Regions from separate parts of the Mus musculus genome. Here region 1 is linked to region 2. Evidence: chromatin loops called from intact Hi-C (ENCODE). Cell type or tissue: left cerebral cortex. All regions are shown on one strand. Links, peaks and the distances in the headings refer to the core of each region. The heading gives the core; the rest is flanking DNA.

Region 1 (8,455 bases), core at 330-8,329, 140 kb after region 2:
ATAGAGCTGCCAATCTAGCCAGCACTTGGCTTCTTTTTGGCTCATCCCTGTCTTTACAGATGTTTGTTTGCTTGTTTGTTTTAGCTGTTGTGTTAACATTTCCTACAGAATTCTTCTTAATAGGAGAGTAGCAGAGGGCTGGCTGGGTCTTAGGACAATCCATCTTTACTAGATGTCCCTTGCCCTTCAGGTAGAGCTAGGCTTCGCCTTCAAGGCCACAGTATACGCTGTGGCTTGAGGTTGCTGCTATCAGAAAGGCAGGAAAAACAGGGTAGGGTGTGAGGTCTCAGGAGGGCTGTTGGGGGTACCCAGTGAGGCTCAAGCAGGAGTGTAGAGGGAAGAGGAGGCTGAGGGCATGAGGGAAATGTGAGGGCAGGTGGGAGGGGGGACGTCGGCTATAGCAGGAGGGGACCCACGCTATGTCATTCTGAGGTCTAACTGGACTAACCAACCAATATGTAAACTGGAGGAAAAGGCTGGGCCTGCACAGGGCAAGCCCTCTAGGACTCCATGAGCCAAGAGAGACCAGTTGGTATTGTTCCACAGAGGCAGAGAACCCATAGGAGATGGCAGTCATTTGTATCATCTTGTTCCCCGCCTCTACTTTTTTGGGAAATAAAAAAAAAAAAGTAATTTTATTCTCACTTGCCTGTAGTTCAGCAAGATCAATGGATGGCTAGTGTTCCTGTATGCTGATGTCACAGGTGTGGTAATGCAGGGTCTGGGAGGAAGGGCGGTGCTGCCCCACAAGAGCAGGGCCTGACTGTTAAGGCGAGTGGTGAACAGAACCCTCCCTGGTCCTCTCTCTAAGAGGACGGTGACGGGTCTGGAGACTGAGGCTTTTATTTTGTGTTGCTGTGCCCATGTGGAGTCTCTACAGCCTAGGGAAGGTCTATATCGTTCCAGCCCTGGTTACAGTTCCTACGCCCTGGTCTGACCTCCAGCCTGGGAAGCCAGAGTCATCTGCACCTGAGGTACCTGCCCAATTCACCTTGCAATTGGACCCATGCTGCATCCATCTCGGAACAGGCTCAAAGGGCCATGTCACTCCAGAGGTGTCAGAAGAGCCATCAGGCATGGGGTGGCCAATACTCCCGAGGTTTCTGTTGGCCTTGTAGCTGCTCCCAGCAAGGTTGGGGAGTGCTCCAGCAAAGATCTCATCTCCATAGGTGACCAGAACCTATCCATATAAGTATGGAGGGATAGTAGGAAGTCTGTGGGGGGTGATTCCCAGTGACCACACTGTAACTAGTACAAGGCTTGGGATGGCAGACATTGTCACTGATCCTCTGAGTGGCCCTGCGTGAGTCTTCCTCCACCTCATCTCCAGGGTACTCACTGCCACAGTTTCCTCCTTGAGGAAAAGAAATCATGGGATAGAATGCCTCCAAGGCTGATTTCTGTCAGTCTCCAAGAGCCTTGGCTTCACCTGACTGATAAGCCCCCTGGAGACTTTGGTGATGGCAGACTTGTTTGAACACACCTTCAGAACTTACCTATGTTTGTCTTCCACTTGCTGCTTGGGCAGGACCTGGCCCCCCAATACCCAGAATGCCTCAGGCCAAACCCTGCCAACTGTGAATGTGGGGTCTATGGCAGCTGACACCCAGAGATCTGGGGAGTGGGAGGGTGACTGAAGGGAACCCGGCAGGGATAGGTGTCTCAGATGTGAAGGTAAATTTAGGCTCACATCCATGAGCTTGTGTTTTCTCATATACACTCCTAGCTTCTGCCTTGAGCGCTACCTAAGGTCCAGAGCAGAAGACATACATCCCTGCTCTCTACATGAATAGCTCCTCTCTTGTTACAGTGCTCAACTGAGGCTATTGGCCAATATCCCCAAAGTTGTGGGGTGGGTTCTGTCCCCTAACAAGTCATGGACTTCTCTAATATTTAAAAGCCCAGCCTAATGAAACCCTAACATCTCACAGGCCAAGAAGCTGACACCAGAGAGGGGAAGATACTCACCCTGAGGCAGCACAGTGTCAGCAGAAGAATCAGAGCATACATGGGGAATACCAGTTGGCTGGGCCATCTCTTCCCCTTTACCCCATCATACCAAATGTCATATTGTACGGGAGGCTGGCCCCAGGGGTAGAGGCAGGCAGTGGGGCAGTTAGTTCAGGTGAAAGAGATGATCAGGAATGAGGTGCTATTGAAAACAAAACCCCTACTATCTTTGAGGTAGTATGAGCTTATGCCAGACAGCAGACTCAGAGGCTTCTCTGGGGCTGTTGGAGCAGCCTGAACATCTGTGCGTGTCTATCTGTGTGTATAACTGGAAGCCCAGAGGTTTCTGTACGTGTCTGTCTGTGTGTATAGCTGGAGGAGCCCTCGGGGCCACTGGGAGGGAGGAGAAGGCCTCAGGCAAGAAGGTCATGGAACAGAAGGAGATTACAGCCACTTGGGAAACCATACCTTGGGCCTCTTGCGGCTCAGCTGGCTTGGAAAGTACTGTTCAGAGGACAGCTGCTGCTGTGAGATAGATCACACAGCAGTGGGTCCCAGCAGGTCATCTGGTGACCTGCGAATGGGCTGGAGGAAAAGACTTGCTGTACGATCTGGACACTGGTGTTCTTTTGACTGACAGGACTGCGCATTTCTAGGCAGACTGGGTTCACAGATAAATGAAACATAAAATTGCCCAGTGTCTCAGGACTTCACAGTGGCTCCACTGCCTCCTGCCAGAATCAAGCCTTTTTCTTTTTTTCTTTCTTTTTTTTGGGGGTGGGGGGGTGGGGGTGGGGTGGGGACTTGGAAGGCACTTAATTGGGTTTTGCTTCAAACCATTTGGTTCAAGAGCTAATAATGCCTAAAGGGAGCTAGTAACAGGAAACAGGGCTTGGAAAGTACTGGTGTCTTTAAGAACACAGTATGTTTTAAGGACAAAGTATGTTTACACATCGTTCTTTCGCAAGGCCTTTATCTCCCCACCGCCAGCCGCACCCACAAAGGCAGAGGCTGGTTCGTGGGAGCTGGCCACTGGAGTCTCTTAGCTATTGGTTGACCGAAAGGACAAACAAGCCGTGACTTCCCTCTGGAACCTTTCTTTCTGGATTCAGGACTGTTGGACAGAAAATAGAAAGGGAGACAGTGGGGTCTTTCAAAGGTACTACCATGGCCTTTTCCTGTCCTCTTGATAAGTGTGGTCTGTGATCTCTACAGGAAGACGGACTCAGGTGAGTGGAGGTGACCCACTGCCAGGAGCTATAGCATAGATGACAGGGGAAGGTGGGACAAAAATGACCTATCAGTAATGGGCTCTGGGTAGAAGGAAGAGACCTAAAGGCAGGGGTCTCTGCAGGGTATTTTATTGGATAACTCTGGATTTGGAGGGAAAGAGCACATTCCCCATGGCTACCACTAGGGGCAGCATGAAACACAGTCCAAGCTGCAGTCAGTCATGTGGATACCCGTGGATGGTGCTGCAGGCTGGGTGATTTCCTCTGAGCAAGACACATCTCTAAGCACGTCAGAGACACCAACAGAAATCTGACTTTGCCAGAGTGGAGACCAAGTGCTTTCAGACAGTATGCTGAGGGAATGCCATATCTATGTGGGACTAGGATCATCAAAGTTTGGATAGGAAAGGGGACTTCTGCAGGGAACGGAAGTACAGAAAGATGGTGTGATACACTCTGGGTATAAGAAATTTGCTTTTGAGGCAAGAAGTAGTGGTGTGTGTGTGTTAGAGCTTGACTCGGCGAACACATGCTAGAAGACTTCCTACTGAGTTACATCCCCAGACCCTTAAAATATTTATTATCATCTCAAACAGGATTTTAATAAGTCGCCTTGGCTGCCTTTGAACTTGTGATCCTTCTGTTAAGTACCTTGGACTACAAGTATATATAACAGGGCTTAGAAGTAGCTTTCAAGGGATCTTCAGCCCTTACCTGAGGAAGAAAATAAAGTCCAGAGAAAGCAAAGGGCTTGTCTCAGAGAACAAAACAGTTTAGCCCAGAGGCATGGGGTCATACGCATAAAGCTTTTAAATACATTTCTGCCTTTTGGCGCAAGCCTTTCTAGGGCATCCTTTTTATTTCTCATCGCGTTGAAAGCGACACTTTGGATTTACTTTGGATTTAAGAGCTTGAATTCCTTCCTTGAGGTCAAGCAGCCTTAAGTCCTAGCAGACACGTGACTTAGCCCCATCCACCTAATCCCAGGGAAGGGAGAGCTGAATGGAACAGAGCAAGGGAGGTACCCAGACGCGATGGGACCTCTCCTTCCCTCGCTTTATCCAGGAGGCTTCACTGGTACTCCCCTAGGCAAGGAGGCCACAGGGAGTGGAGAGAGGGTGGGGTAGTCCCCACAGCTGGTGATGAGGCCTCAGCTCCTACAGGAGATGCCCAGTTTAGCATTTCTGCTGGGATTGCTACAGCCTAAAGCTTCTGAGACCTCTTTAAAGATCTGTAGCCCAGCTTGGAGCCATGGGGTGTCGGTGCTGGGGCTGACAGAGTCCACTGTCCCCTCTCCTCTCTCACCAAACTTGGGTTTAGGACAGTAGTAGAGTACTTGCCTAGCATGCCTACAGCACTGAGTTGGATGTAAAGCACTAGGGAAGGGGTGCCTTCCCAGATTGCAGTGCTTAGCTTGAAGGGAGCATCCTTAACACTTTGGGGAGAGAATCAAGATAAAGCAAAACTTCTGCCTTGAGCTGTTCAAAGGTTGATAGTGCAGTCAACTGTCAACTGTACCCATTGTCCAGATGAAGATCCTGAGGCCAAGTGAGAGGTTAGTTCCTGCTCAAGAAATAGTCCTTATATTTAAAGGACTTAGGGACAGAATGGCCACACTTGAGTCACTGCATATTCAGCACAACTGTTATGCAATACCCAGTGTAGCAGAGCTCCCACTACTGGGCTCTCCTGCATAGAGGGCTGTAGAAAGCCAGTATAGATATATAGGCTTTCCCATCCCATAATCCAGAGGCTCCTGCAGATGTGATCCTTAACCATAGGCTCTTGAGTACATAACTCCCCCCGGGATGCTGCTCAGTGTAGGAACAAACCATGGGGTAGAGTAGCTGTTGCCTCCATGACCCAGAGCACCCAGGGTGGAGAGGAACTCCTTACATTCCATCCCAGCTCCACAATGATGGCCCTTCCACCAAGTCTGAAGCAGATTTGGCTCCAAAATTCATGAAAGTCCAACACTTGGCTCCATGTGTCTGGGTTGCTTTTTATATAAAAATAACAAGTTTTCCTTCCAGTTCTTGCTCTAGGAAAACATGCTATGCTCACCGTGTCATTTTAAGTATGTTCCCTCCACCCTGGTCCTGTTGGACATGTGCCATGGCCATAGGATTGCTGACCAGAAAATGCTGAGGACTGAGGAAAGCCAGCAGGACCAGGCGGGCAGACAGGCTGCCCCAGCAGGGGGTGAGGATGACTGTCAATCTTGCCCAGTGACTCGGTGACTGCTGGAGTCTGGACCCTTACCCCTTCACCACCCATAAGGGTGCTGCCTTCATTGATGGAGGTATGCATCCAGCCAGATGTCGCCAGACTTCTTCAGGGACCTGAGAGGTGGGGATGGGGATCAGAGACTCAACTGGGAGGTATTAGTATCCCCCTGTGTCCCATAAGGAGTGTTAGAGTGAAGACATTCTTGTGAGTCCCCCGCCCCGCGCGCCCCCCTCCCTGCTCGGGACAGGCAGCTGTGTGAGGCCAGGTACTCATTAACCAGAGTGGAATCTGGACTGCAACAAGGAGGTGAGTGGCAGGTGGCCAAGTCCAGTTGTGAGCCTCAGTGGGCCTGGCCATCGTTCACCCTGTTGCCTCTCCCTGTTGGACTCTGCAACCCAAAAATGTGGGACACAGAAGCTGCTCCATCAGGATGCCAAAGACAAGTACTGAGGCCAGGAAAAGAACACTATATAGGTGTCTGCAGGTCGAGTATCCAACCTCTGTTCCCACTTCCAAGGCTACTTCTGGGAACTGAGCCCGGACAAGTACAGGCACTTTAGCTTTACCATTTCTGCTTTCACCCTTGCTCAGAATGCATGTCCATTTAGGGCATCTTTGCCACATTTGAAAGCCAGGTGGTCTCTCCTCCACTTAGTGGCCCTCCCACAAATCAGCACACTCCTGTCCCAGGGCCTCTATCTGGAATACTCTTCAGCTAGGTGCCCTCTACCCAGTGGCCAGTTGTCTCCCTGCTTCTCGCCTCTGCTTACACATCACCTTTGCCATACTTTACACCTGCTATGCCATAAACAATACCACACTCTACCTGCCCTCTGCATCCCCTCTCCTGCCTCCAGACTAGGTTTTCATTCTCATTGTGTTATTAAAAAGGTTCTCACGCTCTGTCATGTGCTCCTTGGCTAACCACTAACATTCCTTCTCGTCCCACTCAATGTGTGTTTATGTGTGTTTGTCTCTCACTCAACCTAAAGCTCACTGGCCAGTAAGTCCCAGGAATCCCTATTTCTGCCTTCCGGTCCTGGGATGACAGTACTGGCACATGCCACCATTCCTGGATTTTTACATGGGTGCTGGGGATTCGAACTCAGGTCCTCATCAATTACAAGGAAAGCACTTTACCCACTGACCCCTCTCCCCAGCCCTACAGTGCTTGCTTTCTGTTTCAACTAGAACATAGGCTCCAGCTCCCAGGACACAGGAACATCTCAGACTGTCTGACTCACTGCCATATTTGTAAAACTGCATGAGTAAGTCCTCCATGCTGTGGGGAAAGGAGAGCACTGGCTAATCAGGAAAGCTCTAGGAAGTCAGTTCTTAGGAAGGGCCCCCTCTGAGGGCAGGCGTACAGAAGATCAGTACAGGAGTAAGCATGGAGCCTTCGAAGAGACTAGTACATGCAGCCTGAGGGGCCCAGGTACAGCCTTACCCGATGATATCCACCAGAGCGGTGAGGAAAGGCTTCACCTCGTAGTGTAGGCCGTGCTTGGCGCAGAACGCCTTGACCAGGGGGGCCACCCTCCGGTAGTTGTGCCTTGGCATCGTGGGGAAGAGGCTGGAAAGGCAGGCAGATCTGAGTAGGGAGCTGAACCATGCCTCACCTCATCTTCCAGGGATCCCTCAGAGGGGAGTCCTGAGCCCTGGCTTTGGTCTCACCCAGCAAGCCCTCCAGGCCACACTCACTGGTGCTCAATCTGGAAATTGAGGTGCCCGCTGAACCAGTCAATGAAGAGCGAAGGTTCCACATTGCAGGTGGCTGCCAGCTGCAGGGTCAGGAGAGGTGCAAGGGAGAGACGCTGGCTTAGAACCTTGACCCCACCACCTGGCAGCCTCAGCAGGGCCTGGTCCCTCCCCGGCTAGCATATCCTCCCACCAGGCTCTCCAGTTCCTACCTGAGAGCTTGCCCAGTCCCGATGCTTTTCATGGCCAATCTCCTTGGGGATGTGGTTCATCTGCGTGATCCACACGAACCAGTGGCTCTCCAGCACCCTGTGAGGAAGGCTTCAGTACTACAGCGTCCTTAGTTAGGCTAAGCCCATGCCAACCTTTCTCAAGAGGGTCACCCACAGAGCCGCGGCCAAGCCGAGCTTGTTTCCTCAGACCTGCCAGCCCCAGGGTCTGGCCGCTCTGCTAGTGTTTGATTATGTACAGCAGGCACCTGAAGAGGTGGTGCTGCCACCCATCCTGCAGAGGGACAACAGACTGAACAAGGAGGGCTGTGGTCGAGGTCCCCTGCCACCTGTGTGAGACCTCCCAACTCCCCGTCACTCTGAGTCTGGGCATACCTGACAGCAACAAAGAGGAGCAGTGTCCCAGTGGCACCATAGAAGGGAGAGTAGGACAAGAAAAAGCGGGAGTAGAAACTGGCAGCCCACAGCAAGTCCTGCGAGGAGGATAGAGGCAGTGTTGAGTAGCCTCCATGGGCTGGGGACCTGGGAGGCAGGAGGAAGGGCTGGGCTCATTCAACTCATTTGCTTCAGGGTTCTGCCCCTCAATGGGCTTCTGCTACTATGGCTGAGTAAAAGAACAGGGGTCCACACCTTATCACCAGGTAGGACTGACCGTGGCAGTGACCTTGAAGGGTGCATTAGGGTAGCCTGTGCCTGGGACACAGATGCTTGTCAGTCAATCCAGTGATTCTACCCAGGGGGGGCCAGGAGGGCTCTTCCACAGTGCATACAAATCACATCAATGCACACACATACACTCATTCACCCTCAGGGATGGAGAGTGCTCTCGCCTGAAGCACTCTCCCAGAAAGCTACATGCCTGGGGTCCTGAGCAGTACCTACTCACCGTCCACTGCATGCACACCAGCATGTACGCCAGATTTTCAACTTCAAAGTTCACCAAGGTGAGCAGCGGAGGGCCAACTGCAAGAAGGGAACACAAGGGCATGGGGGAACAGGGATGGGTTACCCAAGTGGTGTGGGTGGAGAAGAGGAGGAACACCCATAGGTTATAAGTGCTCACCTCACACTGAGCTGAGCTCACAGCTCCCACAAGGCCCTATTCATATTCAGTCC
Region 2 (8,455 bases), core at 393-8,392:
GATTTCTGGTCTGAGGATTCAACATGGGACTCCATGCATGCTAGGCAAGCCACTGTACCAGGGAGAGCTACAGTCTTTAGCCTTAAGACTGAGTTTTTGCTGCTTGTATTCTTAGAGGAACCACAGTAATACGAACCAGGAAGAAGTAAGGAAGGAGGGCAGGAAGAAGACCAAAGAGAGAAGCAGGCCTCTTCACTAGGCTTCTGTGCTATACAAGTAACGTGTGCTGAGGTGTTTGTAGTCAGGAAGGAAGGGGACTATACAGGGCCACTTGGGCTTCAGAAAAGACACAGTGAAGTAAGACTGGGAACAAATTAGAACAATTGACAGGACTTTCTTTTTTTTTTTTTTTTTTTTTTTTTAAGATTTATTTATTTATTATATGTAAGTACATTGTAGCTGTCTTCAGACACTCCAGAAGAGGGAATCAGATCTCGTTACAGATGGTTGTGAGCCACCATGTGGTTGCTGGGATTTGAACTCTGGACCTTCGGAAGAGCAGTCGGGTGCTCTTACCCACTGAGCCATCTCACCAGCCCTTGACAGGACTTTCTTATGGTGTGGACACACTAACATTGGGCGAGCAAGATAACCTTAATAAATTGCATATTAGAAAATCCTTTTATTGTACATTTAACACATTAATATGACTTGACTGACACAATGCAGATATTTTTGTTTAAAATGGATTCTCTTTCCCAACTTAATTTTCTGTTTGTTTTTGAGACAGGGTCTCAACTATGTAACTCTGGCTGGCCTGGGACTTACTATGTAGACTAGGCTGGCCTGGAACTCAGAGATCCACTTGACTGTGCCTTCCAGGTGCTGGGATTAAAGGCATGCACCATCACTCACAACTAGGTTTTTTGCCCCCTAACCCCCAATTTTTTTTTCTTGAAAGTCCATTTAAAGAAAAATAATTAGATAAAAGGAAAATTAATGTTTCAATTGGAGGAGCCAAAAATTGTGAGGGTAGTTTTGAAAATGCTTCCCTAGGAGTGATTTGATGGAAGTACTACAGAAGTGCATGCAGTATTGGACTGTGTGAATCCAGCATGCCAGCCCTCAGTTCAGGATCTGTGGGAAGTCATGGCGTTCAGACTTAGGGGGGAAGAGAGTACAAAGAGGAGGACTTAAAACTCCTCTGGCATCCTGATAAAAACACCCTCAAGTGCTAAGGGAGATGGGAAGGGAAGAGTAGCAGCAGTGAGGTGGCCACCTGTCCTTATGCAGAGGTGTACCCCTCAGGTCTGCTGCATCGGTTAGACATCTGTGGAGAAGCAATAAATCAGACATAGTCATATTCGCATAGCTGGTACTTACCTGCTCCTGAGGGTTCACGTCTGCCTTGATGATCTCAGGGCCCTTCAAGCTGAGCCAAGCACTCTGTCTTCTGTGATCCTTAATGCAGGTTAAAGTTGAAGTCACTCTGTGACAGATGGTGCCATTGCGTTATTCAGAGCCCTTAAGTTATTCAAGAACATCCCATGCCAGGTGTGGTGGCGCACGCCTTTAATCCCAGCACTCAGGAGGCAGAGGCAGGCGGATTTCTGAATTCAAGGCCAGCCTGGTCTACAGAGTGAGTTTCAGGACAGCCAGGGCTACACAAAGAAACCCTGTCTCGGAAAACCAAAAAAAAAAACAAAAACAAAAGAACATCCCAGATCTCATTCCTTGAAGCGCCCAGAACAGCTTCTGATTGTCAGGAGGCCTGCTTGAGAATGGTGGATCTTGTTCACCTTTGCCTCTTCTGCTCTGCTGGCTTGGAGTCCTGCTGTGTCTCATGTTAAGTTTGATGAACCATGAGACTGGTGAATGTTGCCACTTAAAACTTTTGTTCCTTTTGTATCCTCCAAGTTCCTCCTCTTACTCTTCTTTCTTTGTTTTAGCCATTGCTCCTGTGCTACCATGGGAATTCACGGCCTTGCCAAACTAATTGCTGATGTGGCCCCCAGTGCCATCCGTGAGAATGACATCAAGAGCTACTTTGGTCGCAAAGTGGCCATCGATGCCTCCATGAGCATCTACCAGTTCCTGATTGCTGTTCGTCAGGGTGGGGATGTGCTGCAGAACGAGGAGGGTGAGACCACCAGCCACCTGATGGGCATGTTCTACCGTACCATCCGCATGATGGAGAATGGCATCAAGCCTGTGTACGTCTTTGATGGCAAACCACCACAGCTGAAGTCAGGCGAGCTGGCCAAGCGCAGTGAGAGGCGCGCCGAGGCTGAGAAGCAACTGCAGCAGGCTCAGGAGGCTGGGATGGAGGAGGAGGTGGAGAAGTTCACCAAGAGGCTCGTGAAGGTCACCAAGCAACACAATGATGAGTGCAAACACCTGCTGAGCCTCATGGGCATCCCTTACCTTGATGCACCCAGCGAGGCAGAGGCCAGCTGTGCTGCCCTGGCAAAGGCTGGCAAAGTCTATGCTGCGGCCACGGAGGACATGGACTGCCTCACTTTTGGCAGCCCCGTGCTAATGCGACACTTAACTGCCAGTGAGGCCAAGAAGCTGCCCATCCAAGAGTTCCATCTGAGCCGCGTCCTGCAGGAGCTGGGTCTGAACCAGGAGCAGTTTGTGGATCTGTGCATCCTGCTGGGTAGCGACTACTGCGAGAGCATCCGTGGCATTGGGCCCAAGCGGGCTGTGGATCTCATCCAGAAACATAAGAGCATCGAGGAGATCGTGAGGCGGCTGGACCCCAGCAAGTACCCCGTTCCAGAGAACTGGCTCCACAAGGAAGCCCAGCAGCTCTTCCTGGAGCCAGAAGTACTGGACCCAGAGTCTGTGGAGCTGAAGTGGAGCGAGCCAAATGAAGAAGAGTTGGTCAAATTTATGTGTGGTGAAAAGCAGTTTTCTGAAGAGCGAATTCGCAGTGGGGTCAAGCGGCTGAGTAAGAGCCGCCAGGGCAGCACCCAGGGACGCCTCGATGATTTCTTCAAGGTGACAGGCTCACTCTCCTCAGCTAAGCGCAAGGAGCCAGAACCCAAGGGGCCTGCTAAGAAGAAAGCAAAGACTGGGGGAGCGGGGAAGTTCCGAAGGGGAAAATAAACCTGTCCTTCCCCTCCACTGTCCTTGACCCCAGGCTGTCTATCTGTTTTGTACCCTCGGCTGCAGCACATCCCTCTTGTCCCTCGTCTTGAGGAGAGTTCATTGCTTCCCAGCGCTGCCCTTCAGAGCTTTCCCTCTCTTGACCCTGTGGCAGGAAGGCCGTAGCTCTGCTTTTTCTCATTTTTAGCTCAGGAAAGATGTCAGGCTCAAACCACTTCTCAGGTTAATGGACACTGTAGTCATTGTTCTGTGCAACTGCGAGCAATGTCTTAAGGAAGAAGAAGATAAAGCCGGGAGCGAGGCTGGAGATAGTTTCCCAGCTGGCCAGCTGGTGGAGGAGAGGTGACTAGAACCTGACTGACTACTGCTCCTTCTAATTTCACTGTGCCCTGAAAGATGCCCATCAGCCTGGGATTCGCTGATGGAAGAACTGCAAAGAGACGAGCAGAGAGAAGTCTGGCTGACAACAGATTTAGTACTGACCAGCTGATTTTTGTGGGCAGAAATTTGAACTTGCTGCCTGCTGAGTCCAGTAGTTGTGCAGGGAGTGAGATGGCAGTGTTTAAGTTTTGATTTGTAGTTTTTTGTTTTTGTCTCTCCCCTCTCCAGTGTTGGGGATTGACCCCAGGGCAAAGGCATTAAGTGTGCCACTGACCTGTGCCTCCAAGTGATGTTCTGACAGCCTTTCTGAGGCAATCAATTGAATTGAGGTTTTGGGAGAAGAAACTGTTGTTCATAGGCTATTTCTATTTTAAAAGATGTGAAGAGAAAAAAAAAACAATAAAATTATAAAAGTGACCAGAATGTGTCTGAATGTTTGAAAACACCCTGAGTGCCTTAGTTTCCTGTAGAATAAATATAATGGTTTCCTTTCCCCCTCTAAAATCCCCTACAGCCTGGCTGGGATTGCCCTGGTAACAAGTGGTTAGTTTAGGACTGACCACAAGGTGGCGCTGTGCCCATGTAAGGTGGCCACAGCAGCTGTGGTGGCACCAGCCTTTTGTACTTAGGAGTTTGCATAGCTTGACTGGATTTCACACGTTCCACCATCTGTGAGATAAAGGAGTCCCCTGGAACAGTCTTGTAGTTTAGATAAACTATCTTATAACATCCAGCCAGGGCTACACAAATCCTGTCTCCACAAACCTATAAAACAAGTAGGTAAATAAAAGAAGCCTTGTTCTTACTGAGATTTCAGGTGTCCGGGAAGAATGAAAGTTTTTGAGTACTAATACATTTAGGTTTTCCCAGAGAACAACAGAGAATGAGCTATGTATATGTTAAAAGGAAATTCACTAAAGTGGCTTACAGGGTGTGGTCCCGATAGCCTAACAATTGGTATCCAACAAGAAAGTCAAGAATTCAGTAGTTTAGTCCACAAGGGATGTCTCAACTGATCTTCAATCTACATGAAGAAGTAGGTTCTAATACCAGAGAAGGGATGTCTCAGCAAGAGGATGCCTGGGCAAGAAGCAAAAGTCTCCATGTCCTTTTGTGTGGGCTGCCACTAGAAGGGGTAGCCCAGAGTTAGGGTGAGTTTTCTACCTCCACACAGACTGGGCCAGCTGCTCGGGTTCTGGTTGCTTCCAGACATGGTCAAGTTGATAAGCCATTATAACTAGTAAAGCTTAGTGGGGGAGCCAGCCTGTGAGCTCTGATCTCACAATTGTGCTATTAACAGCACATAATTAACTTGAAAAGGCCTTGACAACAGCTTGAGTAGAAGACTAATAGCATGGGCCTTCAAGTCCTTTAAATTCCACTATACGGTGGGGGCAGGTGAGCGTGTGGAGGTCAAAGGGCAGCTTTCAGGGATCTTTTACCTGCCATGCCTTTGCACAATGATTTTTAATTTCCTTCCTGGTCATCTGTCCTCGCACCCCCAGCTGCTGTGCCTCCAACACACACATACATACACTCAGGGTCTCACTATGTATCCCTGGCCGGTCTGGAACTCAGACCAGAAATTCCGCCTTGAATTCATACTGTTTCCCAAAGAAGTCTTGGGTGAATGTAGACACTGTTTTATCCTGAGAGCAGAGCACTTATTTTGTTCTCTGCTCTCGCAGTTGATGAGTGGAACTGACTTTACCAGATTAAATTTGAGTTGTCCCCCCCCCCCCCCACCATTCCATAATTTGATTCTAAATGTGCAGTGGCAATGAGCTGAGTGCCAAGGCTGCACTGCCTGAGCGCAGTGGCCTTTAGGGGCTTGTATCCCGTGGTCGGCAAGCATTTAGAGGTCTGGCTTGCTTTTAAATTTGAACTTCGTAGCCCTTTCTAATTGTGCTGATTTGTGCTTGGCCCTGTGAATGTTCTGCTGTTTCACTCAGCTGAAGTTCAATAGTTAAGAGGCGTTGCAGTTAAGAGGCATGGCTCTGCAGTCTGATCGAGACAGTGTTGGCAAAGAGACTTATAGCTAAAACCATGCTGAAATTCCAAATAGGTACGAAGGGAGAAATAATTCAAGATGGAAAGTTGAAGACTGAACTGTGAGATCTATGAGATCCGGCAGGAGTACCGCAGCAGTACAGTGTCTCTACAGATGGGCACTGGGATGAACCTGGCCTTGTCAGACCACCCTTACATGGGAGTCACAGTCCTGCCCAGGTTATACAAGGGAACTGGCAGTGAGTCATGTTCCCAAGGGAGCTGAGCTCACAGGTAGGAAGGGACCTAGCAGTAGTAGCAGGGATCTTGTGTATATTTATGTGGGTACATGTTCCTGCATGTTTGAATGTCAAAAAGGCCAGAGGGTCAGCAACTGTCTGCTTTAACCCTTAATCACGCCACCTGAGTTTTTACTGAACCTGAAGCCTACCAATTTGCCGAAGGTGGTTGGCCAGCAAGCTCCAAGGATGCACCTCTGCTAATGCTGGGTTATAGAGCTCCACCCCTGGCATTTACATGGGTCCTGGGGATCGGAACTTGGATAGGAAGTGCCTTACCAGCTTGGATAGGAAGTGCCTTACCAGCTGAGGCAGCTCCCCTTCTCTGCACCAGGGCATCGGGTAGGCATGTGCAGACAAGCAGCGCGGATTTCAAATGAATAACAACATTCTTTTGGTCCAAATTAAATTTTATTTTTTAGCTTCACCAGGATGTGGTAACAGCATTGGCACACACAGATACTGACATTAGGCTCAATTAAGTGAGATGCCGGTGGGACAGGAAGTAGGAAGATGAAGGTAATAAAGACAGACATGGAAGCTAGAGTTAAGTTTGGATATTCTGCCACTTTCTACAATAGCAGAGGTGACTTTCCCTCTAACGCGGTTTTCTTATCTGTCAGTGGATTTGAGATGCCTCACTTTACCTCTGTAACATTCTGAGGCTTGTCACTCAATGTCCCCCGTGTCACAGTGAAGGCTGAGAAGAGAAGGCCACAGTGGTTCAGATGCTCTGAAGACCTGGTCTTGGTACAACAGAGCTCACTGGTATTTGCCCAGACTGGCAGTTGAAGGTCAAAGCCAGTGAGTGGGTTAGACAGACTGGTAGTGCCACCTCCTTACCCCGGGTGGCAGGGAACGGGCACGGGGAGGGGTCTGCACCTATTCTGAAGAAGGAGCCATAAAGGCAGCACTCTTTAATCCTGATTTTTCCTACACAGTCTGTTTCAAACAGGTTTTCAATCAGGGCCAACCACTGGCAAAGATCTGTGCTTTTCTGCAACCTGCCTGTCTCTACACCAGACTCCAACATCCCTTAACACCCTCATCTTGACCACAAACACGCACTGCACTTTGCCTTCTTGAGGTTTTCTCTTCCCAGACAGGTGGGTCATCATGCTTCCAGTAGAATCTCTTGAGCAGACAACAATGCCCAGGGGTTTGGGGAACAAGAGCATGAAAGTGGACATACAGGTTAGGTCTCTCCGGGCATGTTCCTATATTCTCCGGAACATATCTTTTACCAACCAGAAGATTACAAAACCCTATTTTATTGTTAGACCGGCACACTTTGTCAGAAGTTACCCTAAATTTCTATCCAGCATCCAGTAGAGTAAGACACTTGAACGAGTAGACAGAGGAGCTGCCTCGCTGCAGCAGTGATGTTCACAGACCTTAGTGTTTCTAACCTTCCTGTTTGTGACATGGAACTGTGCTATACAATGCTGGAACGTGACATAGGGAACAGGGATTCTGAGTCTGCACAGAGCCCTGGCACTCTGGTGGAAGCCTCAGTCACTTTTGTTGACAACTGTTTTGTTGAACTTAGAATTACAGGCTGGGGAGCAAAAGGAAACTATGGGAATAGTGTTCAGTGGGAGGGAAGACCTCACTCTTTGTTTATGTTCTTTCTCCTTGGGGACCGATTAGAAGAGATGAATCAACAGAGTTTCAAAGGCCAGTATCTGCCATCCGTTTTGTCAAGAGCTAAGATCTAATGTTCTCTCTGGAACCTGGATGGAATGAGACCCAAGAATTGCGTGTGCCAGGACCTTCCAGGGCCAAATGCCTCCCAAACCACAGTCCTGGCCTTTGTCCTGCCTGCTTCTGAAACTGAAAAACAGCTTCTCCCAGCAGCCAGAGGCAGACACGGTCACACCCAGCCCTCAGCAGCAAGCTGTGCTCCTGGGCAGGGAGTTGTGCCAGGCCTCAGAATTCTATGCATGAATGCCCTCTTTCTAAATCATGTTCGAAGGAGTTGCACTGTTCCTCAGAGACTAACAAGGAGGGTGGAGAGTCAGATAGCCCAGTGAGATGGGCTCATACTTTACAAGAGGGGTTATCTAGTGTGGGGTCCCTACTTCATGCAGAGCTCTGTAGGTACCACCATTTGTCCCCCTCCCCTGCCAAAGTAGAAGAAATAACAGTTTTGAATTCCTGCTTCAACAGCTCTCCCCTCCCTCAAGTTTGGTACCCAGAAGGCAAGGGGGAGGGGCGCAGATGTGAGTACGAATATCCATGTTCCCTAACCTTTTAAACATTAGATTCATAGTGGCATTGTCCCTCCAACTCCTGCTTTGGCTCCAGGTGTCCTCTTCCTCCTCCATATGGAGGTCTGCTGCTGCTATTGGTGAAGGTAAGCGTCCAACCAGAGTTGCCCTGACTCCTTCAGGGAGCTATAGGGACAATAGGAGCAGATAGTGAGGGAGGCTGAGCCACTCACCTGCAGATAGGTCCCCTTCCCCTCAGAGGCTTTACCCACTTGCTTAGAGGAAGTCGGGCTGGTCATGGACCAACACACCGTGCCATTGGCCTGGCGGTGCCATTGCTGATGACCAGGAATCTTTCCTGTGACTCCCCACCCCACCGCAGGCCGCATGCCCATCACCGTGGCTTTCCTCCTCACTGCCAGCTTCCCAGGCTCATACTCACTAAACAATGTCCGCGAAGGCTGTGAGCAGGGGCTTGGACTCATACTTGATGCCGTACTTGGCGCACAGGGATTGTACTAGGGG

Evidence for each region. Hi-C counts contacts between places; a loop is a spot of excess contacts. Peaks named below come from ENCODE experiments on the same cell type or tissue, not always from the same donor. Only the 100,000 strongest peaks of a DNase experiment are listed, where the experiment ranks them.
Region 1: it touches region 2 in a loop (2.7-fold over the local background); 5 of 42 quality-filtered maps call a loop at or near these places.

The regions. Positions count from the first base shown.
Region 1 is chr19:10,054,954-10,063,408 of GRCm38, reverse strand. It overlaps Fads3 (fatty acid desaturase 3), which reads right to left. Exons shown (of 12, transcript NM_021890.3): 7 at 8,226-8,302; 8 at 7,715-7,812; 9 at 7,322-7,418; 10 at 7,113-7,192; 11 at 6,859-6,984; 12 at 3,738-5,524. The coding sequence ends at 5,473. Fads2 (fatty acid desaturase 2) reads left to right here. Exons shown (of 12, transcript NM_019699.2): 12 at 1-644. Among named protein-coding and RNA genes, the nearest start is that of Gm29917, 11 kb to the right of the region's middle. In left cerebral cortex, for the core only: CTCF peaks have their summits at 3,368 and 7,394; a DNase peak (open chromatin) is centred at 3,424; H3K27ac peaks cover 366 bases.
Region 2 is chr19:10,194,532-10,202,986 of GRCm38, reverse strand. Fads1 (fatty acid desaturase 1) reads right to left here. Exons shown (of 12, transcript NM_146094.2): 11 at 8,373-8,455; 12 at 6,113-8,116. The coding sequence ends at 8,065. Fen1 (flap structure specific endonuclease 1) reads left to right here. Exons shown (of 3, transcript NM_007999.6): 3 at 1,890-3,855. The coding sequence starts at 1,909. The coding sequence ends at 3,051. Among named protein-coding and RNA genes, the nearest start is that of Tmem258, 5.4 kb to the left of the region's middle. In left cerebral cortex, for the core only: a CTCF peak has its summit at 3,996 (motif pointing right); a DNase peak (open chromatin) is centred at 4,005.